6 separate regions of the Homo sapiens genome follow, and regions 1, 2, 4, 5 and 6 are each linked to region 3. A link is a loop called in an ENCODE intact Hi-C map of the cell type or tissue named here. Cell type or tissue: Calu3. All regions are shown on one strand. Each heading gives the region's core, and the rest is flanking DNA. Links, peaks and the distances in the headings are about the cores only.

Evidence for each region. Peaks named below come from ENCODE experiments on the same cell type or tissue, not always from the same donor. Only the 100,000 strongest peaks of a DNase experiment are listed, where the experiment ranks them.
Region 1: a loop joins it to region 3, with 5 times the contacts of the local background. A loop is called at or near these places in 6 of 110 quality-filtered maps.
Region 2: it touches region 3 in a loop (6-fold over the local background); 6 of 110 quality-filtered maps call a loop at or near these places.
Region 4: it touches region 3 in a loop (6-fold over the local background); 7 of 110 quality-filtered maps call a loop at or near these places.
Region 5: it touches region 3 in a loop (5-fold over the local background); 6 of 110 quality-filtered maps call a loop at or near these places.
Region 6: a loop joins it to region 3, with 9 times the contacts of the local background. A loop is called at or near these places in 3 of 110 quality-filtered maps.

Annotation. Positions count from the first base shown.
Region 1 is chr3:102,179,532-102,184,905 of GRCh38, forward strand. No RefSeq gene overlaps it. Among named protein-coding and RNA genes, the nearest start is that of RDUR, 240 kb to the left of the region's middle. In Calu3, for the core only: no CTCF peak of the experiment used is centred there; a DNase peak (open chromatin) is centred at 2,830.
Region 2 is chr3:101,863,406-101,868,779 of GRCh38, forward strand. No RefSeq gene overlaps it. Among named protein-coding and RNA genes, the nearest start is that of NFKBIZ, 17 kb to the left of the region's middle. In Calu3, for the core only: no CTCF peak of the experiment used is centred there; a DNase peak (open chromatin) is centred at 2,926.
Region 3 is chr3:102,111,161-102,116,534 of GRCh38, forward strand. No RefSeq gene overlaps it. Among named protein-coding and RNA genes, the nearest start is that of RDUR, 170 kb to the left of the region's middle. In Calu3, for the core only: no CTCF peak of the experiment used is centred there; a DNase peak (open chromatin) is centred at 2,721.
Region 4 is chr3:102,160,927-102,166,300 of GRCh38, forward strand. LOC101929411 (a long non-coding RNA gene) reads left to right here and starts at 2,779. Exons shown (of 2, transcript NR_135549.1): 1 at 2,779-3,049; 2 at 3,748-3,945. In Calu3, for the core only: no CTCF peak of the experiment used is centred there; DNase peaks (open chromatin) are centred at 2,185, 2,555, 2,645 and 3,022.
Region 5 is chr3:101,923,883-101,929,256 of GRCh38, forward strand. No RefSeq gene overlaps it. Among named protein-coding and RNA genes, the nearest start is that of RDUR, 14 kb to the right of the region's middle. In Calu3, for the core only: no CTCF peak of the experiment used is centred there; no DNase peak of the experiment used is centred there.
Region 6 is chr3:101,812,418-101,817,791 of GRCh38, forward strand. NXPE3 (neurexophilin and PC-esterase domain family member 3) reads left to right here. Exons shown (of 8, transcript NM_145037.4): 7 at 4,378-4,584. Among named protein-coding and RNA genes, the nearest start is that of NFKBIZ, 34 kb to the right of the region's middle. In Calu3, for the core only: no CTCF peak of the experiment used is centred there; no DNase peak of the experiment used is centred there.

The DNA.
Region 1 (5,374 bases), core at 886-4,885, 69 kb after region 3:
AGGAAGGAAGCAGCTGCCCAGATTCTAGTCTGAAGGCGTGCTGGAAAAATAGGTCTTTCTTATTTCTTTAAATGAAAGAGAAAGATTCCCTGGTCAGTAGGCAAAAAATTGTAGCTGCCTTTAGACTTATTCACACCAGTAAAGAAAATGGTCCACAAATATCTTCCAGTTTGTTCATGTTTACTCTGTGCGTGTGTGTGTGTGTGTGTGTGTGTGCATGTATGTGTATCTGAGTTTATTTTCATATCATAGTCATCAATATATTTTTGGAAAACTAGTCTTGCAAGATGATTTCTGAAAACTCCTCTGGTCTTACAGCATTTCTCTTCTTGAAGAGTCATAATACCTACTAACATAATAAAGGTACTGGAGAGTCTCAAAGTAAAGAAACACTTGAACTTGATTTGACCCAGAATTTCCCTAGCTTCATTTGACCATGAAGCACTTTTTCTCATAATGATTAATAATATTTCAGTTCTGTAAACATATTTAAGAAATGCTGAATTAGATGATTTTTCCGAAGAAATTCGAATGAACATAATACTCTAATGACAGAGGAATGTAAAAATATAGGCACCTGCCAGTTTCAATGTCTCTGCCGGCTTCTTTAAGCTTAGCTTAGTCAATTCCACTTCCCAAAGCCTAGATCTGCTAAAGTATTATTAGGCCCACAAACCCCGTAAAATTCTTTCTATGCAAGTAGCAGCTGATAAAGGGGCTCGCTAAGGTTTTTTATTTTTATTTTTTAATCTTAACTAGAGTGTTCCTTTTCCTGTAATACGCTGCCAAGCCAGTTCTGTTAGGCGAGTCAATTAAATTACTTCCTGTCTCTTCTATCGTCTTCTACCATCTGATACTCAGTGACGTTGGGACCAAAAAATGTAGTTTTTTCTAAAAACATACGCTCATCCCAGGGAAAAAAATAGCAATGAAGAAAAAATGTTCCTCAGCTATCTGAGGATTCCAGTCCTTGGTGGTACTTGCAAACAGCAACAAGCTACATTTAACAGCACAGATCCGTTTGGTGTCTTACATTACTCTGTGAATAGAAATTTGGGCTATTTTCCTCTAAGACAACAGGAAAAGGTCTGAATTTCTTTGACCTTTGCTTGACGGTGAAAAAAAAAAAAGTAAAGAAAAGCACACAGTTATTAATTAACTTCTGTGAAAGATACTTTATTTGATTAATGGTTCACAGCTAAATTTAAATTAGGGGAGATATGCTGAATGACTACATGTTTACCCAGATTATTACCAGGTATGCTGCCAGGAATTTTATTAACCTGTAGGCTACTTATGATCTCTCTTCCCTCTACCCACTCCACAAACAAACACCAAAGAACTGGTCTACCAGAGTCAGACTGAAATCTTGACTGAGGACACAATGTAAATAACTATTAGTGTGTTTGAAATTAAGACAATGGATATCTTTTCCAGGTCATGGTGCACACATGGATTTTTAACTTTCTTAACAGAGCACATAACACAACAATGATTTGGAGTTGTCTGGATTAAATCAGATGGCAAAACCTGGTGATCAACATAATAAAAATTCCCTTTCCCCCTTCTTTGTCATTTCAGACAAAACTCTTGTGTGGATATCAGCTAGAAGAGGGTAACTACTGTCTTAAAAGAGTATTTCTTTTAAATCTTTTTAGCGTAGAAATGTCATAATACACAGAAGTAGAGAGACTAGTATGATGAGCTTTCATACACTAATCAATCTGTTAAAGAGCTAACAACATTTTGCGGATCTTGCTCTCTCTCTTCATTCCTCCTTTTTTTTCTCTTGAGTATTTCAAGCAAATCCCAGAAATCATGTCATTTTGCAGCATGCATCTCTAACTGGTGAGCCTTTTCTATTTCATAACAAGCATGCCATTGCTCAATCTGACCATTGAAAATAATTCCTGAATTTTGAGTCTATATAAATCTCCTCTATTTTCCCCCAACTTTTACCCTGACCCATCTCTTGATCACTTCTAGCCCCTCAAAGACTCTCGTTTCTAGGAATAAGTAGATCCACGAAGTGGAGGGCATTTTTGCCTTCAATCCAAAGCATCAACTTAAAGTCATCACATCACTTCCAAATTTCCCTAACTCTGAACTCTGCTGCTACTACTTTAGGGCATAGTTTCAATATCCATGGATTGAAAGCAAGGCCAAGTTATTTTGGTGACAAGCCAGAGATGAAATTCTAGAATGCATTCCACCTAGAGTCTGCTTCCCAAGCCCTTCAGGAGGCACACAGCAGGAAGTGGACTTAGCTATTGGTTACAAAGCAGGATTTCCTCATAGGGAGTAAAGTGTTTTCTTTTCATAAATATAACCTATTTATTTATATTTTCAAGTAATCTATTGCAGCCTTAGTTGTAGTAGGTCACTAGTTCATGCCTTCAATAAACTGTCATTTAGTGCTTACTGTGTGTGAGGCATTGCACTAGTAAAGAAAGAGGATATAAAACAAAAATCACTGCATAGAAAATAAAGTGCAGTGGGAATTTGGAAACAAGCTGTTTTTTACTTGAGTTCATGATGGTCAAAAGGCGCATTTGACTTGGGCCTTAAAAGACTTGTAGAATTTGAACAATTAGAGAGGAAGAAAAGCCATTGTGGGGGGAGGAAAGAGAGAGCAAGGCACAAAGGTGGCAAAAGTGAAGCGAGCTGAGCAAATAATAAGGAGATCAGTCTGGTGAAAATGACACTATCTTCAGGACAAACATCGTGGCTTATCGTGACCAGCTGTGCAGTTAGGTGTAGATATTATGTAATCACCCAGTAAGGAGAGATTCCAGTAACTGCTATCAGCCACTGCTGCCAGGAACTACTAATCAGGCAGCATGTCTAGAATGTTAAGACGATGATTATTAATCAGTGGCCAACCAAGAAAACTGATGCATGGCAGAGGCATCCAGTCCAATGTGATATAATAATTAATCCAACTGGATAATATTTTACCTCCGAATCCAATCTAGTGGTTGGGTCAACAGGCAAATACTCTGTTACTATGCATGTGAGAAGAAAAAGAACTTTTTAGCATTCTCAGGAGGCTTGCGAAGCTCAGGCCCCACTAAGTGAAGCCTCTTTTGTTGTGGGGCTGGATCCTCCTTAGATCTTCATAGAACAACCTCACATGCTTTTTTAATTTTCTTTCTAAGGGTCAAGACACTAAAACTATGTTGTTAATACAGATATAGCAAAATCTTCCTGACCCCAACCCCAAGCTTGTTATTGCTGTCATCCTTCAGCTAAAGAATGGACTCAAATTGGTGGTGACATTACTGATTTAGGTTTGCTCTGCTGTGCTCAACACTGAGATTAAATGTTCTGGATCAGAGTATAACTTTATATCAGACTAGTCCATACCTTAGTCCAGGCCATGTGCCTTATGAAGCCTGAGAAAAAGTGTGTTCTCACATGGACACAGGGAGGGGAACATCACACATGGAGGCCTCTCAGGGGGTTGGGGGCAAGGGGAGCGGGGGTATTATGTAACAAACCTGCATGTTCTGCACATGTATCCCAGAACTTAAAGAAAAATAAAAAACAAAACAATAAAAAAGTGTGCTCTCTTATTCTTCAACATGAACTAGAAATGCATTTTTTTTTTTTTTTGCTAATATCTTATCCTGTGTTTATTATGTGCTAGGCTCTGTGTCTGGTGCAACATAAGCATTAGCTAATTTAATCTTTATAACAACTCTATGATGGAAGTTAATATAATTATATCTTCATTTGAAAGTGGAGGAAACTGGGGTTGAGAGAGGATTAGTAATTTATGCCAGGCTACATAGCTAAGTGGCAGGGCTGGTTTTTGAGCCCTGCTGATTTTTCTGACAGAGCACAAAGCAGGGACGGAGGCCTGCATGTTGGGATGGGAAAGCAGGTGGGGAGAGTCCATTGATTCCCTCTGCCTCTGTACCTCTTCCTGTCTTCCTCATTTCTATTTCATTTCCCAACTCCTCCATCTCCCAGGTCCTTTTGTGTAATTGTTTAGTTCATTTATATAATTAACTGGTTTCCTCTTTCCTCAGGCCTTGCCTACTAGGAAATTGCAAGGAGAGCTAGCAAGTGAATGAATGAATACATACAGCACAATATAATGAATGCCAGATTAGGGTTGTTTTAGGGGCACAAAGAAATAAACAATGGAAATGTGAGGCCTGGGAAATGATACTTGAGCTCTGTCTTTGAGGAAGAGGTGCAGGCCAGTTGAAGTAGTAGGAAGGGCTCTCTAGGCAGACCTACTAGTTTTTGTATAGTCCCAAAGTTGGGACAATAGCCTGACACAGCTGGAGGCCTGCTCCTTGTTGGAGATAGCCATAGTGAATGCAGAGTGCTTTCTGGCAGTATTGGGAGATGAAGCCAGAGAGTATGGAATGTGCTACATTATGAAGCATTTGCGTGCTCAGTTAAGGAGTTTGACTGTCAGCCTGAAAGTTATAGGAAATTGCTAAAAGGCTTTAAGTTAGGGAAATGTCTAATTGTGTATTTTAGAAGTAGCATTCTGGCTGTAATCGCCACTTGCATAGCCAATTTCTATGCCTGGAGAAGGAGACCCTGAGTTTGCACCAAAATCATACACTACTTACCTCAAGAGATTTCAAATACCTCCATCACCCTGTGATCGTCCCTGTTGGAAGAGTTAAGTCTTTCACCTACTGTCTGATTTCAGAAGTCCTGCTCGGTTGGGTGCAAGGCAGCCTTTGCAAATTGGCCCTTAAGGAGGGGTTGTTGTGGCAACCACTCTAGCCTGCACACTAGGTGCAGGTTTTACATGGACATTCAGGTCCCTCTTTCTCTCAGCACTCTTCCCACCCACATTATCATGCGTCTCTATATTCTGGGCCCTTGCATTACCATAATCATTTTTTAGGTGGTGTTTTCTCTGCTGTCACTCCTGAGGGCCGGGGGGAGTTCAGGTGAGCAGCTCTGCAGAGGGTAAACTGAGGCAAGTGGGAGGGTAAACTGTGTAGCAGAAGCGGTAAATGGCATCAGATGAGCCACATCTAACAGACATTTAAGTGTCCTTAGCCAAGATAGACCTGCAGGCAGCTTAGAACAGTGATGCTCAAACTTTTTGCTCACATACCACTTAAATCCTACAGCAGAACTATGTACCTAATCATGCATTTTGAAGTTGGCACTTGTAATTATTCATTATATGTGTAAATAGCATTACTAGAAATTACGTTACTCTTTTTATTTATTTATTTATTTATTTTTTGAGACGGAGTCTTGCTCTGTTGCCCAGGCTGGAGTGCAGTGGCTTGATCTCCACTCACTGCAAGCTCCGCACCCCGGGTTCATGCCATTCTCCTGCCTCAGCCTCCCGAGTAGCTGGGACTACAGGTGCCCACCACCACATCCGGCT
Region 2 (5,374 bases), core at 501-4,500, 250 kb before region 3:
GAGTCAGTGGCAAGATCTTGGCCCACTGCGGCCTCCACCTCCCAGGTTCAAGCAATTCTTGTGCCTCAGCCTCCTGAGTAGCTGAAATTACAGGCACGCACCACCACACCTGGCTAATGTTTTTGTATTTTTAATAGAGATGGGGTTTCACCATGTTGGCCAGGCTGGTCTCGAACTTCTGGTCTCAACTGATCTGCCCACCTCAGCCTCCCAAAGTGCTGGGATTACAGGCATGAGCCATCACGCCCAGCTGATTGTAGATTCCTCTCAAAATGTGTCTTGCTTTTTCCTTTGTACTCCTTGTCCTCTGGCCTGTTGTCCCTGCTCTCTCCATCACACCATTCCCCTTGCCTGTCAGCTCAAGAGGGTTTGGGGGTGAGATAGTGCAGCTGCTGAGTGCCCTAGGTTCAAAGTTTCAGTCTTTGGTCGACATTAGTATCTTATGTGAAGCTTGTTAAACATGCAAATACTTAGGCCCCACCCCAGGTTTCCTGAATCAGAATCTCCAGGATTTTCAGGGCTTCTGGCAGATTATATGTGGTGATTCTAATGCAGTTTTAGTCTAAATTAATTAGGAAATGCAGACTTTGGAGAGTAGCTGTGGTTGGGCAGTAGCCATATGGTGGTAACAGAATGGGTTTCTGGAATGCGTATGGGGATGAAGTGGCAACTGATGAAGATGTGCAGTGTGCCAGGCACGTTGGATCCTATGGTATAGAAACTAGCTTTGAAGATACAATCATGAGTCACCTTATTTTTTTTTCCTGCTTTCAGAAATCACTTTTCTAAGGTGATTCTGGTGTTTAAGTTTCTCAAGTATATTAGTTTCCTAGGACTGTCTAACAAATAACCACAAACTTGGTGGCTTAACTCGGAGAAATTCATTTTGTCATAGTTCTGGAGGCCAGAATTCTGAAACCAAGGTGTTGGCAGAACCATGTGCCCTCCAAAGGCTCTAGGTGGAATTCATGCCTTCTATTCCAGCTTCTAGTGACTCCAGGTGTTCCCTGCCTTGTGGCAATATAACTCCAGTGTCTGCTCCATCTCCACATGGCCTTCTCCTCCCTGTGCCTCCTCTCTGTATATCTCTTACAAGGACTCTTACCACTGAATTTAGGGGCCACCTGAGTAATCCAGGATGACCTCATCTCAATTTTATTTATTTATTTATTTTTGAGGGGGAGTGTGCAATGGTGCCATCTTGGCTCACTACAACCTCCACCTCCTGGATTCAAGTAGCCTCCCGAGTAGCTGGGATTACAGGCATGCACCACCACACCTGGCTACACACCTGGCTAATTTTGTATTTTTAATAGGGACGGGGTTTCACCATGTTGGTCAGGCTGGTCTCGAACTCCTGGCCTCAGATTATCCGCCCACTTTGGCCTCCCAAAGTGCTGGGATTACAGGTGTAAGCCACGGCACCTGACCTTTTTTTTTTTTTTTTTTTTTTGAGACGGAGTCTAACTCTGTCACCGAGGCTGGAGTACAGTGGCACGATCTCAGTTCACTGCAACCTCTGCCTCCCAGGTTCAAGCAATCCTCCTGCCTCAGCCTCCCAAGTTGCTGGGATTACAAGCGTGCTCCACCATGTCCAGCTAATTTTTGTATTTTTAGTAAAGACGAGGTTTCATCATTTTGGCCATGACGGTCTCGAACTCCTGACCTCAAGTGATCTGTCTGCCTCGGCCTCCCAAAGTTCTGGGATTATAGGCATGAGCCACCACGCCCGGCCTCAGTATTCTAAATTGTACAAAGACTTTTTTTCCAAATGAGGTCACATTCACAGGTTCTGAGGATTAGGATGTGGACATATCTTTGGGCAGCCTTAACTTAAAACTTACTACACCAGGAAAGAGGATTTATAATAATTTCTGTTATCATTATTTCTCTTAAAAAATGAGTAAGATTAATATTTCCTTTTTTAAAAAATCATTTTATCATGGTAAGAACATTCTATTTTCTTACGAAATTGTAAAGTGTACAATAATAGGGACAATGTTGTACAATAGATCTCTAGAACTTATGAATATTTCTTTCTGAGCAATCCTATAGCCTGTCTTCAGAATCTATGGTATCTTTTACATATTATTATTGATCTAATGTATGGTAAAATATCTCTATTTCATTTATTAGCTATAATACTAAACATTGACCAGGCAACTCATTTACCATTGATAAACTTTAAGAGAAACAAAAATATTTATTGAGCTGTAACTCAAAAATTATGATAATGATTAAAAGAGCTTTAAGTATCCTAAACTTCCAACAAAGCTTTTATAATTGTCTCTTGTCATTTTGCTCCCTGGTACACATGTGAATGAATCTGCTGCTCTTCACCTTGGATCACACTACCTAGAGCTGTGTGAGAAGCAACATGATCCCAAATCAAATTAAAATCCTATGCTTTACGGCATCTGATCTTGGAATGATAACAGTAGAGGAGTTAGTCACTGAAAACTGCAAATGTTTAAAAGTCAAGGGTCAAATCCAGTTTCATACAATAACAATTGATTCCACTTTGCTAAAACTCAATTGAAATAGACTGTTTTAACTCTAGATATTATCTTTTTAAGTGATAGGATTCTGGCTTTTGCTCCAGAAATAAAGATTTCAGCAGCTCTGGGAACTTGGTAGTTGGATCCAGCATGTGTTTACCTGTTGGATCAGCATAGTTCCTGTAGGCTTGACAATCGGGACAAATTTCAGATTGTGAAACAACACTAGATTCCTTAGCTTAATTGATCTGGGGTTTAAGTTTCAAATTACTATTTATTTTTATTAACTCAATTCATGGTATCTTAATTCACATGGCCTGCTCTCCCTATTTGCAGCCAAACATCTCTCAGGTAGTACTTTAATTTCAAGTGATTGTGTAAGACTGTAGGGTACTTCCTGATTGGCCTTCGTGGAAGCCCCAGGTGTCGACTGGTCTGGAGGCGAACTGCTATTTTCTTCCAGCACTCTAGGGTTAGTTTTGGTGTTTGCCTCAGTGGGAGTGTGTCCAGTGAGAGTCTGCTTTTCTGAATTGGTGCCAGAGGTGTTTTTTTTTTTACATTAGATATCATTTTTCTTTTGTCTTTAAAAAAGGTATCCTTTTCTTTTTGCTCCCAAGAAGTATTCCTTCCAGAATATTTTAAAATTTTCAAAAAATTCTCCTTTTTAGGCTCTCACAGATATGGAAGAATTGGTCGTCTTCAGGATAGCAATTTTGTCTGGTGTAACTTCTTACACCAGGAAATTCAAAATATATCATTTGGGATATATTTGAATATATCCCAATATATATTTTGAAAAATATATCAAAGGAAAATTCAAAATATATCATTTGGGAAAACAAGTAAGCATTTGGATGGTGCCTCTACTCAAAATATTCCTGGAAAATTTTTTTAAAGATAAATTTTTAGCCAGGTGTGGTGGCACATGCCTGTAGTGTCTGCTACTTGGAGGCTGAGGTGGGAGGACTGTTTGGGCCTCCAGTGTTCCGGGCTGCAGTGAGCCATCCATGATCCTGCCAATGTGGTGTAATAAGAAGATGTATAGACAGAAGTTTAATTTACACAGGTTATTAATTTCTATACACATTCTAATCATACAGGCTAATGAGGTACGTCATTTAAAGTGCAGGATTTATAGACAGCTGACAAGTTTTTCTTTTATGACATTATTCTATTTCCCTATCTATATAAATCAATCAGTTTTGTTTCTTCCCTCAGCTAAAGTTATATCAAATTTGTTATCAAGGTCAAAATGTCTATTAATCAGTTAATAGGGTAGCTAAAAAAAGTCTGTTAATTTTTTTTTTTTCTATTTTCTCCGCCACCACCCACATCTAGGTTTTCAAGGCTTTATTCTTGGATTACCACAATAGACAGGAACCTGACTTTTTATTACGGAAACATTCAAACACACATACAAGTAGGCAGAATAGTATATTGAACACATACATCTATCATGAAACTTCATCAATTATAAACATTTTGCCATTTTTGTTTCCTCTTGCCCCCATATTTTGTTCTAGAATAAGTTAAAGCCCACTCCAAGCATTATAGATTGTCAGTAAGAGTCGCTAACAGATAAGTAACTTGTGTCCCCAGTAAATAGCTTTCTAATTATTCTTCCTCCAATCTTCCTGCTTTTCTTACCAATCCCAAAATTTCCACTACTTGGCATACTGTTAAAGAAACAGAGAAAGTTTTTCAAAGGCTCAATGCTGCCTGTTGAATCAGATGCAAACTCTTGTCCTGGTTTACAAAGCTATGTTGACCTTAGCTTGACCCTGCCTGTCTAATCTCATCTCATTTTTCCCCAGTGGGCTATCAGGTGGGTCTCTTCACTGTATCAGCTGATGCTCTGTTTATTCCTGTCTCTTGTCAAGTCCTCACCTCCCCAAATTCTGTGCATCCTAGAAAGCCCTGCTTGGGTGCCACTTTCTCTATTAAGCTTTTTCCAGCTCTTACTGACTGCTCCTTTCCCTGACCTCCTGGGATTAAAACACAATTCCTCTAACTTTCATATCTGGTATTTTCTGTCATATTCCAGACTTAATTATTGCAATCAGGAAAGTGAGCTCTGAATCTGAATTTTCTCTTCCTTGCTTCCTTTTTTCCTTTCTTCCAACCCTTCTCTCTCCTCTCTCCTTCCTTCCTTCCTTCTCTTTCTTTCCTTTCTTTCTGCTCCCCTGTCCCCCTCCCCCTCCCCTTCTTCCCTCCCTCTCCCCTCCCCTCTCTTTGTCACACTCTATCATCCAGGCTGGAGTGCAGTGCATGATCATAGCTCACTGCAGCTTTGACCTCCCGGGGTCAAGTGATTCTCCCTCCTCAGCCTCCTGAGTAGCTGGGACTACAGGTGCACACTACCATGCCCGGCTAATTTATTCTTGTTGTAAAGATGGGGGTCTCACTATATTGCCCAGGCCAGACTCCTGGCCTCAACCAATGCTCCCTTTTCAGCCTCCCAAAGTGCTGAGATTACAGGTGTGTGCCACTGCAGCATTTACTTTTTAAATACAACTTTAAAATGTCTGGGTGAGTGGTATTTTTGAGGACACGAAGAAGGTGAGTGGTGCTGGATAGAATCTAGCATTGGAATCGTAGGCAGAATTCTAAGATGGTCCTAGGGCTATCTTTGCCTCAGATGTTACTCCTGTGATTCTGTTAGGTTACATTGCAAAAGTGATTTTGCAAAGGTAAATAAAGTAATTATTAACCAGCTGACCTTAAGATAGGGAAACTACTCATCTAATCACACGGGCCCTTTAAAAGCGGAGTGTTTTCTTTGGCTGGAGGCAGAAGAGGAAATCTTAGAGATTCCAAGCCTGAGAAGGACTCAACCCACAATTACTGGCTTTGAGGATGGAGCAAGGGGGCAATGA
Region 3 (5,374 bases), core at 422-4,421:
GCTGACTTTATTTATTTATTTACTTAGTTAGTTAGTTAGTTAGTTAGTTATTTAGTTTTTGAGACAGAGTCTTGCTCTGTCACCCAGGCTGGAGTGCAGTGGCGTGATCTTGGCTCACTGCAACCTCTGCCTCCCAGGTTTAAGCAATTCTCTGCCTCAGCCTCCCGAGTAGCTGGGATTACAGACATGTGCCACCACACCCGGCTAATTTTTGTATTTTTAGTAGAGACGGGGTTTCACCATCTTGACCAGGTTGGTCTTGAACCCCTGACCTCGTGATCCACCCAGCTCGGTGTCCCAAAGTGCTGGGATTATAGGTGTGAGCCACTGGGCCCGGCCAAGGCTGACTATATTTATTTTAAAAGTTCTGTGGATTTTCTTCTTTCTCTGCTACCCTTGATATGGTAAGATCAAGCCCTCCTCTTCCTCCTCCTCAGCCTACTCAATATGAAGATCATGATGACGAAGATCTTCATGAGGATCCACTTCCACCTAATACCTAATAAACATATTTTCTCTTCCTCATGATTTTCTTCATATCTTTTTAAAAGAGATGGGGGTTCCCACTATGTTGCCCAGGCTGGTCTTGAACTCCTAGGCTCAAGTGATCCTCCCATCTTGGCCTCCTAAAGTGCTGGGATTACAGGTGTGAGCTACCACACCCTGCATCTGATTTTCTTTTTCTTTTTTAAAAATTAAAAATAAGAATCATGATTTTCTTAATAACATTTTTTTCTAGCTTACTTTATTGTAAGAGTCCAGTATATAATACACATTACATACAAAATATGTGTTAATCAACTGTTTATAGTATTAATAAGGCTTCTGGTCAACAGTAGGTTATTAGTAGTTAAGTTTTCAGGGAGTCAAAAGTCATATGTGAATTTTCAACTGTGGGGGTGGGGTGGGGAGTGGGGTAGGATTGGTGCCCCAACCCCTGCATTATTCAAAGGTCAACTCTGTGTTGTATATACACACTATATATATATAATATATATATTCAATATATTCACTATACACACACACACACATCTTTTGCTATACTGGCTCTTTTGGAGGTAAAAAGAGAAAACCGATATAGTAGTATTCTAGCAAATGAATGCAGAAGTTGGGGTTGTGTGAGGGAAGAAATGAACATGTATAGAGTGTATGCTGTGTGTTTGGCATTTTACATATAAAGCATGACGTCTGTTTAGGAACCTTTCCTATTAACCCCCTCTTGTTACGGGAAGGGCCTAAAGTTAGGTGGTTGCAATTGAAGAAGGAAAAAATGGAAGCAGTAATACAAGCTCAGGTAACCTCTACATCTTTCCTTTTCTCTTTATGCCACATGTTAAGTGTTAAACCCTATATCAGATGCAAAATTTTGAAGAATCCCTAGTGATTTTGGATTTTACATAAAAACCATTATTTTCTGGCAAAAAAGTGCTACTTGAATAAATAATTCAGGTAAAAGCAGATTTATACTTTTGGAATAAATTGTGGACTTTTAGAATTAATTTTAGCTGAATATGCTACTTATGAGATTATTGTCTACTGAACCAGAGGAGCCATACTGACATTTATCTATGGTGATCTTAAGCATTTTTATGAATTTATGTTTTGGGGAAGACATCATTGGAGTAAATTATGCACCTCTGCTCTTTAGCTGTCATCTATAGCTGATTGCTTCTCTTCTGGTTTGTATGACCTGTTCCAAAGGCAGTTCATGTTGGAGATGGAAGAACAGAGTAAAACCCACAATTGGCCTCCCTTTAACTAGTCAAACTAGTTAACCCAGTTACCTTTACAGTGTGGGTGACAATGTTTTATGATATTTGAAGGATCTAAGGAAACAATAAATATGATAATGGGTGACATTTTAATGGAAACCTATTGTTTACACACACTTTCACCATACATTATTTAATTTTTATAAAGAATAAAAGAATTATCTTGAAAGTAGAATCTGACTTCAGTTGTGTTATGCAATGCTGGAATTAGCAGAAAAGAAGGCTTAGAGTTGTCCAGTTACAAACTTCAGATACAAAGGGTTTCTGACATAGTAGAAATTCTCCATCTCAACTTAGGAAAGGAAAAAACAAACACATGGACAAACAAATAGGGACAAAAACTGAAAAATGAGGAAGAAATTCCTTATGCTGAAGACTGAATGTCAGGAGGAAGTTTCAGCATTTCTTCCCCCATTTGAATTTACTCTTTGGAATGATTCTTAAATATTTAAGCCTGATAGCTAGAAACTGAAAAATCGACACTCCCAAGTCATGTGTAGATTTTTAAGTAGTGACTCTTCTCCTTTCAAGGTTGATGATGATGATGATGAAGTTAATGTTTACTGAGACTTACCATGGATCACATACTGTGCTGACAGGTTTACAGGAAATATGCCATAATCTTTCCAATAACCTGATTAAACAAACCCTACTATCTCCATTTTCAAACAAGGGAAAATGAAGCGTAGAGAGGTTAATCGACAGCTAGTGAGTGGGTGAACTGACTGGATATCAGATTAACTGACTCCAAAGTCTGCATATTTAATGATTATACTTTACTACAGGGCAGACATTAAGGATATTGTAGCAGAGTTGTCTGAACAAAAATGTCGCTATTTTGCAATACATTCTAATCAGGTGAGCTGCTCGGTCAAATTTCCGACAGATCACTATTCATGTTAGTGGCCTTTGTGAAGCAGCCTGCAACACCTCGTGTCATGCAAGCCATTCGGCTGAGTTCACTTCTCCACTAGACCGCTGAGAAAGCTCACGGTGCCTCCACGAGGCAGTCAACATGGCTCGAAGTGAGGAGGCTGAGCCCACTCAGCAGCAGCCCTGTCATCTCAATGTTTGGCTTTGTTGCTATTACTGGTCATGTCTATTTTATGGATGAAAAACCTGAGGTTCACAGAGATTTTATCAAATGTTTTTATTAAGTTGTTATTTTTGTTAGAGACCAGATGACAACATTTTGGATTTGAAGAAATTTTTGTTAAACATAAACAGCATGAAAAATAAAGGTCTCAAGACCTCCCTTGACCTTCCAGCTACTCTGGAAACTCAATAAACACTAGAACATTAATCAATCTAGATAATTTCTTTAAGAGTAAGAAGCTTTCTATATGTGGCTCTATTCTAGAAACACTGGGTTCTAATAGAGAAGAGATATTCCTCTGGAGAGTTTTTTTTTTTTCTCTTCTCAGAATGGTGGCTTCCTTTTTCTTGCCTTTTGAGAAAATGTGTGTTCTGTCAGCAGCTATGAGCACAGATCTGGGTGCCGATCAAGACTTTGACGTGAGGCCTGAGAAAACGCAGAACTGAGGTAAATAGTTCCAGGAAACACTATACAGCCTGTCACGATGTTCTGCGGTATTTCAAATGTTTTAGAAAAAGGTGAACTTGAGGTGAATATGAAAAAGATAAAGGTTCATTTTAGTCTGGGAAACAGAAAATTCTGGAAAGCAAAAACTGAATTTTTATTTTCAGTGTTATATAAGCATAGCTTTTTGCTTTCATTAAAAAGAGGAAACATTAGTGAACTTGAGTTTGGGGCACACGTCGAATAAAAGCTAAGTCTGTTATCATGAACCTCAAAGTTCTTCATCATTTGGCTTCACTGATTGCATTGACTACCACTCTCCCCCTCCCTCACAGCTCTCTTGTCAAACAGGCCTTCATTAATTTCCTTGTACACTTGCTTTAACCTAAGGAACTTTTGCATTTGCTGTTCCCTCTGCCTGAAGTGCCCTTCCTGCCCTTCACATAGTGGATTTATTCTCACCCTTCAGGTCACAGCTTAAATGTTGTCTCCTTGGAACACCATTGCTAGACCACCCTAGTCAGCCGCTGTGCCTCCCCTGCCCCTCCATCTTGTGTGCTCATCTGTGGCTCTCCTCTCCTTTGGGACACATGGGAAAAGTGTACTTTCTTGACACCCTTACAGGTGGGTAGGACTCTGGGACAAGTGTTGACCAACAGGACATAAAAGTGATGTGATGGTGCAGTCTCATTACCCTTGGTGTTGTCCAGGCATGAGAGCAACATGGACCAGATCCCCTGGCAATGTGTGGCGTATAAATGCATGAGTAAGAAAGCAAAACACAGAAAACACAACTTTGTTAAGACACGATATTTTTGGGATTGTTTGTTATTAAAACGTAACTGCTCCCATCCTATCTAAAACATTACCATATTTTATTTTCTTCAGAGCACTTTCTCCTTTTTGAAATCATTTCTCATTTATTTATTTATCATTAATCTATCCCCCGCCCCTACATTGTCAGGTACATTTGTAGATACACAATACACTAAATGATTAACTTTTCATGGGGTCTGTGGATCCTCATCAATCTCAAACAATCTTTAAAAAGCCTTTCAGAATAGCCCTTAGGCCGTCTGCTAACTACTTAGTCCTGAATCTGGTAAATAAAGAGATGTCCATTGATGGCCCTTGTTGAAATAGGCGAGGTGCCCATTACCTCAGTGCTCTCCCTGCCTCATCCATTTATCCTGATAGAGGAAAGCTGCCTAACTAATTCTGGAAAGTCTATAAACTGAGCAGGACCAGACAGAATGAATATTGTTTCCAGTTCCTAATGAGGGTCTCCTCCAAATACGTACTCTAGGAAGGAAGAAGGCATGTGTTTCCAGAGTCTACACAGGTTATGTTCTCTACCATATGTTCTCCCCCTGCCTTGACCTACTCATTCAGATAGACTGAATCAACTGACTCCTTCCAAATGGCACATACAAGGAAAGTTTGTGTTTTCTACCACGCTAAGAATTGAACTAATCAACACCTTTGTGATTTTCCTTTTTACTTGGAGTCCTTAGAGGCTTTGTTCCATGCCAGTCTCTCCTGGCTGCTATGGCCCCGGTGCTCTGGCTTCAAGGCTCAAGACTGGGTGGACTTTCTGGGCTCACTGGCTTCTGGCTCTGCTCTCCCACTGCCACTTCCCAAGCACCCCACTAGGCTCAGCTACCTGTACGGTTGGAGGTGATCTCTGAGCAAGTATGGGTATTGGTCATGCACTGCCTTCCAAAGATGGAAGAACCTCACATATGGGCGACACTACTCTACTCCTCTTTGCTCCCTAAAATTACCTTTGTCTCCTGCTAGGAACTGGGATAAACCATGTTATATATTACTTTCAAGTTTTCCTTTACTTACGCTGTTCCTTCTTACCTTTCATTGATCGGTTAATTCCTAATTATTTTCTAAGACTTGGCTCAGGCATTGTATTCTAAGCATGTGTCCTATTGGGTTAAAAACCCCTCCTCTGTGGCCCAAACAGCACCCCAGAAGTACTTCTGTTTAATTACCTATCATAAAGTACTAAATGATGTGTTTACTTCTCTCTTACTGGACAGTGAGTTCTCCA
Region 4 (5,374 bases), core at 493-4,492, 50 kb after region 3:
CTGTTATCATCCCCAAAGGAAACCTGTATTCATTAAGCAGCCATTTCTCTTCTGCTCCACTTCAGTCTTGGACAACCACTAATCTGATTTTGTCACGATGGATTTACCTATCTTGGGTATTTCTTATATATGGAATCTTATAATGTGGAAAAAAAGAGGAAGACAGTAGATATGCATGTAGTAGACATGAACATATTTTTCCTATATATTATTAAATAAAAATGAAAATGGCAAAATTGTCATATTACATGTATTATCTAATCACACTTCGCACATATGTATATATAACTAAAAAGTGTGGAAAAATATAAGCCAAAGTTTTAGAGCAGTTATTTCAGGGGCTGGTATTACCATCCCAAAAAAACTAAACATGTATTTATATTGTTAAATACAAATTTAAAAATTAAACATTAACTTCATAGTCAAAAAAGTAAAGATATTTTCATTAAATAATATTTCAATAGGAAGAAATGAACTATTTAAAACATTGGTGAGCAAATCCTAATGAAATAAAGGCTTTAGGCCAGGATCATCAATGGCTGCTAGCAAAAAAGACAACCCGATATTCCATGCCTTCTACTGCCAGTACACATCACCACTTACAAAATATTCTAGCCAAAAATATCAAACCTTAATCAGATTAAGACTTTATCTCTCAAAAAATAGAGCTATATCTCAAATTTCAAAGAGGCAGAGACTCAGGAAATTTGATTTTGAACTTAGCCAACTCCTGTTACCTCCCCAGGCCTCAATGTCCTTGTTCTTGCAAAAGCAAGAGGGATGAACTCTCAAAAAAAAAATAAAAATAAAAAACCCGTAGGCCCTCCTATGACTCAACCACTTGATTCACATTTTCACACGGAAATTTTGATGTTTCAATATTCTCTATTGGCTTAGTACTTTCATGTGTTCTGTCTTTATTCATAACTTACGGAAAGTATGGGGAATGAGAAACATGTTCCAAGGCAAAACGGGGAAGCCTTCAGCAAAATCCAGAATGTGATAAACTCTAGGGGTCAAATGACCTGGTTCCTTCAAGAAATAAGAGGAGGAGGCAGGGAATAGAATCCTGTTATATATATTGTGCCAGATGATTCTTTGTTGTTGGGGGCTGTCCTGGTGTTTTGGAGCTTTTAGCAGCATCCCGGCCCCTATGCACTACCTGCCATTGAAACTCTCCCCCTTTCTCCTCAACCAAGTTATGACAACGAAAAACATCTCCAGACATTGCTAAATGTCTTCTGGGAACAAAATTGCCCCAGTTGAGAACTAAGACTATAGATTTTTTTTTTTTAAAAAAGGAGATTTAAATGACGTAGCAAAAAATGCATCATGCCCACTAATTTGTATAAACCAACTGTAAGGAAGAATTATGAGATAATTGGAATTAGATGTATTTGAAAAGAGACCTATTCCTTTAGTGATATACAATGAATGGTATATTCTTGGTTAAAATGATATGCTGTCTTGTATTGCTTCAAAATAATACCTTTGAGGTTGGTGAGTAAATGGGTAGCTGTATAGATAACATGGGATTGACTATGTGTTGATAATAACTGAAACTAAGTGATGAGTACATAAGGTGGGTTCATCATGCTGCTCTCTAACTTTTGCATGTGTTTGAAATTTTCCATAACAAAATGTCTTAAAAATAATATTCAGTAAGTACCAGAATATTGTAATATTCAGTGACAACCAGAAGGAATAGCTAAAAAGAGATGAAAGTGTAGCTTCCGGGAGGGGTAGGGAGAGGAGAGGGGACTGCTTCTTTTTAAAACAAACCTTTTAGTACTACTTCACTATGAGGACTATGTGCATGGATTACTTCAAAGAACAACAAAAAAATAATTAAAATCCCCAAATAAGCAAACAAAACATTGGAGAGATGCCATTGATATGAATATTTTTCTTGTAAAAATGGAAGCTTAGTTATATAAAATTTCTACATATAGAAAGTAAGTTAAATGACACCATGAGGAAGCAACCAGCTGAGCCCAGATGTGGAACACTGGACACAGCACTTGACTTTCTTCTGAGGCTGGCCTGGCTATCTTCTTTTTCTTCTTTACCTTTTTTATTGAGCATGTTAAAGAGCCAGGGCCCTCTGAGGAAGAAGGATTATTTCTTGTCTTTCTTGTTGTATGTGGAAAGCAGGCAAGGGAGGGCTGTCCCCTGAGGCACAGCAGCCTCTTTCTAACCCAGTGAATGAACCACAGGGCAAACTAGAGTTTGTCTGCTTACCCAATCATCTCTTACTTAGGGAGTAAGAAGCCTTTTTGTTTGTTTTTCATATCTCTTGGTCTAAGCTGCATTTTCTAGTTCAGTTTTGATCAAAGCATTATACTGGGGGAGAAGGAAACATTTGTCAAGCTATTACTAAGGGGCTTATATTATCTCTTATTTTGCTATTAACTGTTGTTTGTGTGATACTTTGGCAGGGAGCCCAGAATGAACAGAGTAAATGGATTCTGATACCAAAACCCTATCCTGAACTCTAACAACTTTCACAGTTACAAGAAAAACAAACATATTTCTTTTGACCTACTATTCATAAACGTCATGTCAGATGCATAAATATTATGCCTCTGTGGTAACAATGAGGGGTATTCTGGCATTCCTAGGAGACAAATCAGCATAGTGGCCCAAGGCCAATGTGGGTGAACAGGCCACCAGGATAATGTAATTTGAAAGGTGCTCTAAAGGCACTTGCATTCTAAGGTTTGTTCACCAAGGTTCTAGGCTACCATGGTGCCTAAAGCCACCACTTTGAGAGTTAACCCTTTCTGTAAATGCATAATGTCTCCAGAAGCTTTCAGCTAAAATACCAATGTGTTATTTTGGAGAGAGAACACATGAACTCTGAGCATTCACAAATTGCCTAAGCATGAACCAGTTTATCAAGTCATTTAAGTTGAGAGAAAGGTCCTCAAGGAAGGAATTACAAAATTGTGCTTTTTATGGGACGTCGTGAGAAGGCTCAGGGAAGTTATGAGGGTAAGATTAGTGGAAGGAAGAAAAATCTGAAGACACTTGGGAAGGCGTGCCCAGGGTAGGTAGAATCCTGGCCAGAGACGGGATAGCAGAAGGACTCAGAGTCTGGAGCAACTCTGTCCATTAGCACTTCCTGCAATGATGAAAATGTTCTATAGCTGGGCTGTTCAATATAGTAGTTATTAGCCACATGTGACTATAGAGGACTTGAAATGTGGCTGGTGTGACTGAGGAACTGGAACTTTAAATTTTATTTAATTTTAATTAATATAAATTAAAATGTCAATAGCCAAATGTGGCTAATGGCTCCATTATTGGATAGTACAGGTCTAGATGAAGGATATGGGGATGGGGGGTGGGGGAAAATCATAGATAGGCAATGTGGAATAGAATTAAAGATACATTTTGCTTAATTCACACTTTATATGGTACCACTTTTCATTTCTAGGCAATAGATTTACAAATTACAGGTTATATTATATTTAGCAAATTAACCTATATTATGAAATAGCTGTACAGATTAAATAGACGGATGAGAGTATAGCCATATTAATTAGATTTGCCATGTCCTACATGATCTTATTTTACTCATATGCATGCTGTCCTATGAAGGAAAAGAAAACATTGACTCAAAAGTGTTAAAAAGGGTATCCTTTGTTTAATGTTCAAGAAAGGCTGCAATTACTTTTCATAATATACAATTGCAAGTTTTGTTATTTTTTCTTTCTGAATAATGATTATTTTTCTCCATTGCAGAGCAAGGCAAGGGTCACAGTCACATTCACAGAACCTCATTAGGGTGGATCCACAGGACATACTTCCCACTGCTCGCAGAAGTATTACCACCCTTTGGAATAATCAATCAATCAAACCAACTCAACAATCTTTCTTTTAATGCTAGTGGCACATATTGACATAAAAATAAAATTTTGCTTCCTGGTGGAACATGAATAATAAAAGTATTTTTAAAGTTGTTTTAATCAAGGCTTCACTATTTAGAAAGTATTAATAAACTGGCACCAGAAAATTTCCCAAAACCACTAGCTAGTTGTTAGTGGCCACAGAACCTAGAGGAGAATAAAAATAATCTCTAGGCCCGGCCCGGTGGCTCACGCCTGTAATCTCAGCACTTTGGAAGGCCAAGGCGGGCGGATCACAGGTCAGGATATCGAGACCATCCTGGCTAACACGGTGAAACCCCGTCTCTACTAAAAATACAAAAAATTAGCAGGCGTGGTGGCGGGCGCCTGTAGTCCCAGCTACTTGGGAGGCTGAGGCAGGAGAATGGCGTGAACCAGGGAGGCGGAGCTTGCAGTGAGCCGAGATCGCGCCACTGCCCTCCAGCCTGGATGACAGAGCGAGACTCCGTCTCAAAAAAAAAAAAAAAAAAAAAAAAAAAAAATCTCTAAACACAACTGAAGCCAGAGAAATCTTTTTGTTTTTGTTCTGGAGGAGACAGCATCCCCTTTGACATATTTGGAAGGTTCTCCTAATTAATGTGGCAGTACATAGGTGTCATTGCTGAGTCAGATGGTTACTCTAGATGTAGAATTTTGTCAAATCTTCATTTCATGCCATGTGAAAATCCAAATGCCACCACTTCAAGATTTTCTGTTACCAGAGTCCTTACATTCTTGTGGTCACCTATGACTCTAAAATGCTCTTTCCTCTGAATTAATTGGCTTGAATCATGAATCTATTGCCGTCTGTAGTTTGTGTTTTTGCTCTGCCAAACCAACTATGAACTTCCTTTCCACAGATTTCTGCCATCACCAAGTGTGTGCATCAGAATTGCATATTTTATTTATGTATAAAGTATAACCTAGGACTTGGCAGGGGTGGAGGATCCTGTTTCATGACGGTAAAATGGGGGGAGACCCACGACCTGATAATACCCATTAGGGAGGGGGGTAGAAAATACTTATATTTAAGTATTAGTTAAAATTTTTTGTTTGTTTTTTGGAGCTGCTCTATATGATATTTTTTAAAAATTTCACTTTCCAATATAGTTTATTATTAGTGTATGGAAATACCATTGATATTTAAATGTTGACCTTGTAGGTTGAGGTCTTGGTAAATTTACTTATTAGTTTTAAGACTGTACCCCCAGCTCCACTTTTTAAGAAAAGTTCCTTCAGATTTTCTATGTAATCATTTCATTTGCGAATAGAAACAGTTTTTTTTTTTTTTTTGGTTTCTAATTTGTATGCCTTTATTCTTTTTCCTTGCTTATTGCACTGGCTAGAACATACAGTACAGTACTAAATATGAGTGGTGAGAGTGGAAACCCTTGGCTTGTATCTGATCTTAGAAGAAAAGCATTCAGTCTCCACCATTAAGTATGATGTGAAAATTTTATAGATTCACTCTATCAGGTTAAGGA
Region 5 (5,374 bases), core at 762-4,761, 190 kb before region 3:
TTCAGCTCCATCAGGTCATTTATGTCCTTCTCTAAACTGGTTATTCTAGTTAGCAATTCATCTAACTCTTTTCAAGGTTTTTAGCTTCCTTGCTTTGGGTTAGAACATGCTTCTTTAGCTCAGAGGAGTTTGTTACTTCCCATCTTCTGAAGCCTACTTCTGTCAATTCATCAAACTTATTCTCTGTCCAGTTTTGTTCCATTGCTGATGAGGAGTTGTGATCCTTTGGAGGAGAAGAGGTGTTCTGGTTTTTGGAATTTTCAGCTTTTTTGTGCTGGTTTTTCCTTATGTTTGTGGATTTATCTACCTTTGGTCTTGATGTTGGTGACCTTCGGATAGGGTTTCTGTGTGGATGTCCTTTTTGTTGATGTTGATGCTATTTCTTTCTGTTTGTTAGTTTTCCTTCTAACAGTCAGGCCCCTCTGCTGCAGGTCTGCTGGAGTTTGCTCGAGGTCCACTCCAGACCCTGTTTGGGTATCACCAGTGGAGGCTGCAGAACAGGAAAGATTGCTGCCTGTTCCTTCCCCTGGAAGCTTCATCCCAGAGGGGCACCCGCCAGATGCCAGCCAGAGCTCTCCGGTATGAGGTGTCTGTCGACTCCTGCTGGGAGGTATCTCCCAGTCAGTAGGCATGGGGGTTAGGGACCCACTTGAGGAGGCTGTCTGTCCCTTAGCAGAGCTTGAGCACTGTGCTGGGAGATCCCCTGCTCTCTTCAGAGTCAGCAGGCAGGAATGTTTAAGTCTGCTAAAGCTGTACCCACAGCTGTCCCTTCCCCCAGGTGCTCTGTCCCAGGGAGATGGGAGTTTTATCTATAAGTCCCTGACTGGGGCTGCTGCCTTTCTTTCAGAGATGCCCTGCCCAGAGAGGAGGAATCTAGAGAGGCAGACTGGATACAGCAGCTTTGCTGAGCTGTGGTGGGCTCCGCCCAGTTTGAACTTCCTGGAGTCTTCATGTACACTGTGAAGGGAAAACTACCTACTGAAGCCTCAGTAATGGTGGACACCACTCCCCACACCAAGCTCAAGTGTCCCAAGTTGACTTCAGACTGCTGTGCTGGCAGTAACAATTTCAAGCCAGTGGATCTTAGCTTGCTGGTCTCCATTGGGGTGGGATCCCTGAGCTAGACCGCCTGGCTTCCTGACTTCAGACCCCTTTCCAGGGGAGCGAATGGTTCTGTCTCGCTGGCATTCCAAGCACCACCGGGGTATGAAAAAAACTGCAGCTAGCTTGGTGTCTGCCCAAACAGCTGCCCAGTTTTGTGCTTGAAACCCAGGGCCCTGGTGGTGTAGGCACCTGAGGGAATCTCCTGGTCTGCGGGTTGTGAAGACTATGGGAAAAGCATAGTATCTGGGCCAGAAGGTACTGTTCCTCATGGTGCAGTCCCTCATGGCTTCCCTTGGCTAGGGGAGGGAGTTCCCTGACCCCTTGTGCTTCCTGGGTGAGGTGATGCCCCACCCTGCTTCAGCTCACTCTCTGTGGGCTGCACCCACTCTTTAACCAGTCCCAATGAGATGAGCTGTGTACCTCAGTTGGAAATGCAGAAATCATCTGCCTTCTGTGTTGATCTTGCTGGGAGCTACAGACCAGAGCTGTTCCTATTCAGCCATCTTGCCAGCCAAATATTTTCTTAAGAAGATGAAGTTAACAGACTATCTGACACTGTGTTTCACAATGTTTATGGGAGTTTTAGATATGTGACAGAGTTTGGAATTGAATTGATGATAAGTAAATATACTACTCATCTTATGAGCAAATAAGAAAAAACAAGCAAACAGCAGTTCCTTCTCACCTGGGTCCTTCTTTCTCCCATTCCCAGTCAATAAAAGCTTGTGCAGGAAATGGAATTAATTGTAGTTGACTACATGTCTCAGCTGTGAATGACATTTACATAGTCATGATAATGTAAACAGTGAATGTTGATCTAGCTGAAATTTCAATGCAACTCTATTAAGTGAATGAGGGGGGTGGTGGTAGTAACGGAAAGAATGTGTTTACTGTGGGGTGAGGGGAGGGTTAAAGAAAGCTAAAGCTTTACCTTCCCTCCTAGAAAATCAGTAGACAATCACTAAAACCGAGACATCAAGAAATACAATATGCTCATATTATTTAGAGATATAGTGATAAATTCCAAAGAATCCTCTGAAGGAGTGGAAAATTGTTTCCTCTAGATCGGGGGCTACTGTTTTTCATATTTAAAAAAATGACATGTCGGGCCGGGCTTGGTGGCTCACGCTTGTAATCCCAGCACTTTGGAAGGCGGAGGCGGGCGGATCACGAGGTCAGGAGATTGAGAACATCCTGGCTAGCACGGTGAAACCCCGTCTCTACTAAAAATACAAAAAATTAGCCAGGCGTGGTTGCCGGCACCTGTAGTCCCAGCTACTCGGGAGGCTGAGGCAGGAGAATAGCGTGAACCCGGGAAGGCGGAGCTTGCAGTGAGCGGAGATAATGCCACTGCACTCCAGCCTGGGTGACAGAGCGAGACTCCGTCTCAAAAAAAAAAAAAAAAAAAAAAAAGATATGTCTTTTCAAATTATGTGAAAGTATACATCTGATAAAAATAAAAAGAAATGTTTTATTTTAATTCTATCACTGATGACTATTCAGCTTTCTTAAGGCTTAATTTAGCTATCTATAAAATGAGCATTTTAATCAATGATTAAAAGATGTCTTGTTCTGACCAACTGTTCTGGTCTCTAGTCCCACACAGTCATTTGCAGGTATCCGGAGGAACCTATTTGAAAGTAACTGTCTATTGTTTCTCCTTTATTTACAAGGGTTCTGGGGAGGAGTGAAAATGACAAAAGAGAGGTGGCAGGAAGGAGGAGGATGTTTGAGTATTCCCACAAACGGTTGATTAGTCAGTGAATTAAAGAGAGTTCTTGTTCCTGGATAATTTGGAATGAACACATTTCCTGTTCACTCAGAGATACAGCAGCGAGTTTATTCTGGGTGGCTTCCACAGTGACCATTGTGGAGAAGAAATCTTGTAATATAATTGAAGAACAATAGCCATATAATTAACACAGATGTTCAGGTATGAGTCATTGAAAAATTATCATCCTTACTGTGAAATAAGATTGGTCAAGGCGAGGCTGGTCCTTCAAAGAAGGAAAACCCAACATGGTGCAATGTGTGCTGCAGGTAAGGCCGTGGTGTGATTTTGAACGCAAAGTTGCCTCTGGCTCAAGTTCTCTTGGGCTCGAGTCCCAGGCTCTTGCTTGTAACTCCTCTATTGCTTGTCACTGTTATGTAGAGCAGTGTTTCTCAAGTTTGAGTGAATCTTCAAATAACCTGGTGGGCTTGTTGAAACACATATTCCTGAGTTGGATGTCCAGAAATTCGGATTTAGTAGGTCTGTGGTGGGGCCCAGAATATTCATTTTTAACAAGTTGCTATGTGATGTTGCTGCTGCTGCTGCTACTAGGTGTTGAATCACACTTTGTGTAGCACCAAGTGCAGACTTCTGAGAGGGTCAATGGACATCAAATAAGTTTAATGAGAGTGAATGAATGTGTCAGGTGTTTCTAGAGAATAGTGTTTTTTTTTTTTAATTATGAAATATGGCTGGGCGTGGTGGCTCACGCCTGTAATCCCAGCACTTTGGGAGGCCGCGGTGAGTGGATCACAAGGTCAGGAGTTCAAGACCAGCCTGGCCAACATGGTGAAACCCCGTCTCTACTAAAAATACAAAAATTAGTTTGGCATGGTGGTGGTTGCCTGTAACCCCAGCTACTCAGGAGGCTGAGACAGAGAATTGCTTGAACCCGGGAGGCAGAGGTTGCAGTGAGCCGAGATCGTGCCACTGCACTCCAGCCTGGGCGACAGAGTGAGATTCCGTCTCAAAAAAACAAAATTATGAAATATATCCTATAAATGGAAGGGTGCACAAAATATATTTGAACAAATATATGTTTGTTCAGCTTAAAAGATAATGGTTTACAAAACTCAATGTACCCACTCAGTGGGAACAATGACCTACCCAGTGGGTCAAGAAATTAGAACATTTCAGTACATTAGAGAATAGTTGGGGTGACTTGTTTAGCTTATACTATGTTTAATTTTTAGCATCTATGTTCATGATTGAAACTGGCCTATTATTTTCCTTCTTTGTACTGCTTTTGTCAGTTTTTAAAATAAAGGTTATACAAAGCTCGGAAACAGAATTGAGTATTTTTTCTGTTTTCTATAGATTGGAATAATTTCTGTTAAATTGTAATTATATTTAAAAAATCGAGTATATGCCTTCAATAACCAAATATGCACTATTTGAGTGGAAAATGTCATAGAAGCCAATACAAGTGGTTAGACTGCAGACCCAGTATCTTTAATGGTTAGAAAACTATTAACATGTTTTACTCGAAGGGATTTGTGTTAAGTGATATTTTTCAAGACATTTTAATGTATTATCTAAGTTTTCAAATGTTTTTTCTTTTTGAATTCCTGATTTTATTTATACTTTTCTTTTTTTAAATCCATTTTACCATAGATTGGTAAAAGTTGTATTAGTTTTTTAATTAAATAATTTTCAGCTTTGTTATGTGTCTCTATTATATAATGTTAATGTGTTTGTTTATTTAGTTTTTTTGAGACAGAGTCTTGCTCTGTTGCCCAGGCTGGAATGCAGTGGCATGATCTCGGCTTACTGCAGCCTCTGCCTCCTGGGTTCAAGTGATTTTCGTGCCTCAGCCTCCCAAGTAGCTGGGACTACAGGTGTGCACCACCACACCTGGCTAATTTTTTGTATTTTTAGTAGAGACGGGGTTTCACCATGCTGCTCAGGCTGATCTCAATCTCCCAACTTCAAGTGATCTAACCACCTCGGCCTCCCAGAGTGCTGGGAATACAGGTGTGAGCCACTGCGCCTGGCCTACTTTTTATTATTTGCCATTTCTCCTATTAGGAGGTGGGGTCTATTTCTCCTCCGCTTGAATCTGAGTGGGCTGGTAATTGCTTGGACCAGTTGGGTGCAGTAGAAGTAACACTAGGTGACCTCTGACACTGGGTCACAAGAGGCCATGAAGCATATTTCTTGTTCACTGGAAAGCTTGTTCTTGGCACCTGGAACCATCATGGAAGACAGCTGATTACCCTGAGACTGCTGTTGAGGCCACATGTAGGCACTCTGAGTGACAGCCTCAGCTGAAGTTGCCCTTCACCCACCCCAGGCCAAGTGCCAGCTGTGTGAGTAAGAAAAGTGAATATTGAGAGTGCATTCTTCTGTCCCTGCTATTCCAGACATACCCTTTGAGTCACTTCACAGCCTTCAGAGTCATCATAGCTGAGACCCCAGAGGTCACTGGGCAGAGACAAATTATCTCTGTCCTGTTAAAATTCCTGACCACTAGAATGAAGGAACATAATAGTATGTTTA
Region 6 (5,374 bases), core at 549-4,548, 300 kb before region 3:
TGTATTTCTTTGTAAGTGGTACCACCTCTACCACTACCTGCCTCTACGCTTATTGAGAAACTTTGCCAAGTCACTCTGTGACTTGCTTTCTTCATCTTTAAAAGGTATTTCGACGGCCGGGCGCAGTGGCTCATGCCTGTAATCCCAGGACTTTGGGAGGCCGAGGCGGGTGGGTCATGAGGTCAGGAGATGAGACCATTCTGGCTAACACGGTGAAACCCCATCTCTACTAAAAATGCAAAAAACTAGCCGGGCGTGGTGGCAGGCGCCTGTAGTCCCAGCTACTCAGGAGGCTGAGGCAGGAGAATGGCGTGAACCCGGGAGGCGGAGGTTGCAGTGAGCCGAGATTGCGCCACTGCACTCCAGTCTGGGTGACAGAGTGAGACTCCGTCTCAAAAAAAAAAAAAAAAAAAAAAAAAAAAAAAGATATTTGGACTAGCTACTCTCTAAGGTCCCATTCAACAGTCTATGAATTTATAGAATTTCTATCTATATAGCATTCTTAGCTTACCTCTGTAAACTGCAGAGGTTTTAGGGGACTAAAATATATAGGAAAGAAAATTAAATTTCCAAGGTTTCATAGGGGGAATTCAAGGAGTAAACTCAAACTCAAGCCATTACAATTACTGTGTAGCTGGGCCCTTCTCATATTCCCAGCACTTGACAGAGTGTTCCTAACCAGCTCAATATACACTATCCTCATTCCTCATCCTGCTGAGGGCTGTCCCTCCCTACTGACCTTATCCCAAGCTTCCTATGCTCATGGCAGTCTCTGGTGCAGGGAATTGGTTGATCCCATTTCTTCTGTCTTGTTTTCCCCCTTATAAACTGTGTACTCCCCTTTGTCCTGCCTTTTACTGTTCTTAATTCTGCAGACAATTCCATACCATAAAATTAATGGACAGGTTTGCTGCACATCTCACCCCGCAGCCCTCCCTGCCCCGCCCCACCTCAATTCACGTTGTGTCCTTTTCGTCCAACTCTTTCTGGATGATTTAGGGAAATTTATCTCTCTGCCTTTTTCTCTTTCGTTTTGTTCCATCTTTGGCCCAGACAGCCCTCATTATGGCTAATGGATTACATGGCGTGACACCCTTTGGAGGAAAATGCAAACCATGGGCTTTAAAGAGAAGCCAAGAAATTTTAGAGATGCAGGGACATTACTTTCAAATAATAAAAAATATCCCTTCTGGTTTTGCCCAAATCTTCATATCTGCTTTTACAACCACCTCTGTTTAAACTTCTTCCTTCACCAGCAATTTTCAAGATAACCATAAAGTTGAGTAATAACTCATTTTTATTTTTTGTTTTAATTATTTTTATTCCATGTGAATAGTACATTAGGGGTTATATTATCTATTTAGGAGACTTTCATATCTCAGTTATCTTACATGAACTGCATTGTGAGTTCCAAGAAACACCATTTAAACAGCCACAGACTTCTTAAAAATCATATTAAAATTGTCAGGAAATGTTTTTGTCCCAGTTGACCATAAGGGGGCAACATAGGTATGTGCATTTCATTTAAAAAATATGATTTTTTTCTCATGTAGCATGCAGCATGTTTAAAGAATTAATGTCAGATTTAGTAATTGATTTGCTTTCCTTAGCTCTGGTAGTAAATATAATTAACATTTGAATGGAAATGGTAATTGTTTCCTGTGTGACATATACTTTTCTTTATAACACATATTTGACACAGAATAACCGAGTCTACCGAATTAACAGTGGTAAAAAATTGTAACATCAAAATAACTTTTAATTCTCATTCTAGTAAATGTTTTCTGTGGGCCCTAGGTGTCGTCTCTGGAGCTCTCTAACTATGCAGCCTCGATGTACTGATATAATGAGGGAGCTTTGCACAAGGTGCAGTAACATATTAAAGCTACACTTGATAACATGTTGAGAAATTATTTTTGAACAAGCCTAGGAAATGTTTACCCTACATGCCCCCGACAATTTTTCTTTGATAATCGCATTTGCCAAATAAAGCTTTTAAAATCAGCGTTCAGTTTCCTTTTCTACTTGGGCTCTGAACCTGCAAAGAATTAGCAGATGCCGAAGAAAAAAAGATTAGATATGCACTCTGTGTCAAATAGAACATCATCTTTGGAGGGATAAAAACCAAAATAATTTGGAGTAACACAGATAATGTCAAGTCAAATAAGCTAAAAGTAGTCACAAATAGGGGAGTCACTTAAATTTAAATTTCTGAGTTGTGTAAGCATTTAGAGTCCAAATTGTGGCTTAATAGGTGACTATAGAATGACTGGACTTTGATAAAGGTTGTGTAAGAAAATGATATAACCTGGTGGTTTCTTGAAGATTGTAGGTTTGAATAATTGTTAGAAATGAATAAATATATACCTTCAAGAAAAAAAAAAAGAAATGGTTAACATCTATAAACATCTGTTTTTGAGAAGTGATCTAGCACACAGTGGTTAAGATCATGGGCTTTGGGCTCACTTGCTTGGGCCAGGTGCTGGCTTTGCTCCTTACTAGCTCAGCTCTGGGACCTTGGTCAAGTTGTTTAGCTGTTCTGAAAGGTAGGGATAGTGATAGGACCTACTTCAAAGAGTTACTGTGAGCATATGAGATAATACGTTTGCTCAGAATAGTGTCTGAGGCAGAGTAAACTTGCAAGAAATATTAGCCATCACAGTCTGTTTTGAAGCATGTAACGTGTGGCATTTTCTACAGGAGGTGTTAGGGCAGAAGGATGTTGACTTTCCCTCTGAAAGGTCGTTTTGCTTGTGTTATCAAGTGTAACTAGGTTACAACCAGGAGGTACACATTGGTGATGTATTTTTAGCATTGTTCATTATATATAAAGACTTTCTGAACCTTTTGTATAATGGAGAATAATCCGTTAGATTGTCTGCCATTAGTTTGTTCTCCATATTAAGTGGTGTTTTTTTGGAATTAAAATTAAAATTTGAAGATGGGATTCATGGATTCTAACTTTGCTTTTAATGGGCTGAAAACAGTGAACTAATACTACTCTGTATGTGTAAAGTATTAGTCTAAGTTGTTACTTGCCTCGCAGGCATGTGGGTGAGAAACTGTTCTCTTCTGGGAGAATGCTGGATAAATGCTTATGTCCACACATTTCCTTTGGTTTTGTCTTCCTTTATATTTGGCTTTGATAAAAACATATGTAATCAGGCTGGGCATGGTGGCTCACGCCTGTAATTCTAGCACTTTGGGAGGTCGAGGCGGGCGGATCACTTGAGATCAGAAGTTTGAGATCAGCCTGGCCAACATAGTGAAACCCCATCTGTACTAAAAGTGCAAAAATTGGCCAGGCGTGGTGGCTCACGCCTGTAATCCCAGCACTTTGGGAGGCCGAGGTGGGTGATCACAACGTCAAGAGATTGAGACCATCTTGGCCAACGTGATGAAACCCTATCTCTACTAAAAATACAAAAATTAACTGGGTGTGGTGGTACACGCCTGTACTCCCAGCTACTCGGGAGGCTGAGGCAGGAGAATCGCTTGAACCCAGGAGGCAGAGGTTGCAGTGAGCTGAGATCATGCCACTGCACTCCAGCCTGGCGACAGAGCGAGACTCTGTCTCGGAAAAAAAAAAAGCAAAACTTAGCCAGGCATGGTAATGCGTGCCTGTAATCCCAGTTACTTGGGAGGCTGAGGCAGGAGAATCACTTGAACCCAGGAGGCGGAGGTTGCAGTGAGCCGAGATTGTGCCACTGCACTCCAGCCTGGGCAAAAAGAGTGAGACTCCATCTCAAAAAAAATGTAAGCAGAGGGAATGCTGAAAGTCCCTCCTTTCCTTTCTGTCCACCAATACCTTCATGCCCATTTCAGATCTTCCCATTTTTGTACAAAGGAAAACCTTTTTTTTTTTTAATTTTACTTTTAAGTTCTGGGATACATGTGCAGAATGTGCAGGTTTATTACATAGGTATACATGTAGTTTGCTGCACCTGTCAACCCATCATCTAGGTTTTAAGCCTTGTATTTGTCCTAATGCTCTCCCTCCCCTTCCCCCCAACCCCCCGACAGGCCACGGTGTGTGATGTTCCTCTCCCTGTGTCCATGTGTTCTCATTGTTCAACTCCTACTTATGAGTGAGAACATGTGGTGTTTGGTTTTCTGTTCCTGTGTTAGTTTGCTGAGAATGATGACTTCCAGCTTCATCCATGTCCCTGCAAAGGACATGAACTCATTCTTTTTTATGGCTGTGGAAAACCTTTTTTTAATCAGGAGAAAAGTCTGGGATTTGAGGTCTGACAGCAGGAAATGTTTCCCACATGCTATCAGGCTAACAAATACATGGGCATAATTGTTTCTTGGGACATTTTTCATCTATTGTTGGAGGAGAATATTAAAATATTTGTTTTTCTTTTTTCTTTGCAGAAACTAACAGTCTAGAACTATCTCAAGGCTCAGGAACTTTTCCTTCTGGGTATTATTATAAAGACCAGTGGAGGCCCAGAAAGTTTAAGATGCGTCAGTTTAATGACCCTGACAACATTACAGAGTGCTTACAAAGAAAAGTGGTGCATTTATTTGGTGACTCAACAATCAGGCAATGGTTTGAATACCTTACTACATTTGTTCCAGGTTGGTACTGTGCCTTTTGTTTCGTAACTCTTTCCCACATCAGCTTTGAAATAAGCAGACTCACTCAGGTGCCTGAAGAAAGGTTATCAGGTGAGGAAACATATATTTCTGTGTAGGACTAAAGAGGTACCCAAACCCTGGAGAGATGTGTGACAGTTTCTGATCAATAGCTGTGTTGTGTTGTACTCATGGAAGCACTGGGTTCTCATTGAGGTTTATGTCACTGATGAGCTGTATGACTTTGGACAAGTCATTTACTTTTTAGGGCTTCATTTCTCCATGTGTGAGATGAGACAGCTGGACCATGTCACTTCACAGGTGTCTTTCCCTTCTAATATTCTGGGTTGTAAAATAGAGGTGGGCATTTCCAGTTGTTTCTCCCCTAGTTCTGTCTCATCCAACTCCAAGTTTATAGTAGCTTTGAGTAGAAGGAAGCAGCCAGACCTATGGTAGTCCATATTGCATCCTTGCAGCAAAGCCATCCCTGTGTCATCCATTGGGCCTACCATTGGTGTGACTCTGAGATGGAGTTGGCTCCTCCTGAGGGAGTCTGGGTAAGTTCCAGCATTCTTAGCTTCTTGATTTCTCTGCTTGGCTCTGGGGCTGTTCTCCAGACTCAGAACAAAACCCCAGTGGTTGGAGGCCCACCCCTTCTTCACAAGGGCATTCTTTTCTTTCTGGAAGGGGTATGGATGAGGTAAGGAAGGAGGGATCCTGAAGGAGCAGAAATAAAGACCCTGCTTACAATTTAGAGAGCTGATAGTTTTGTGGGAACTGTTTTTAATGGCCA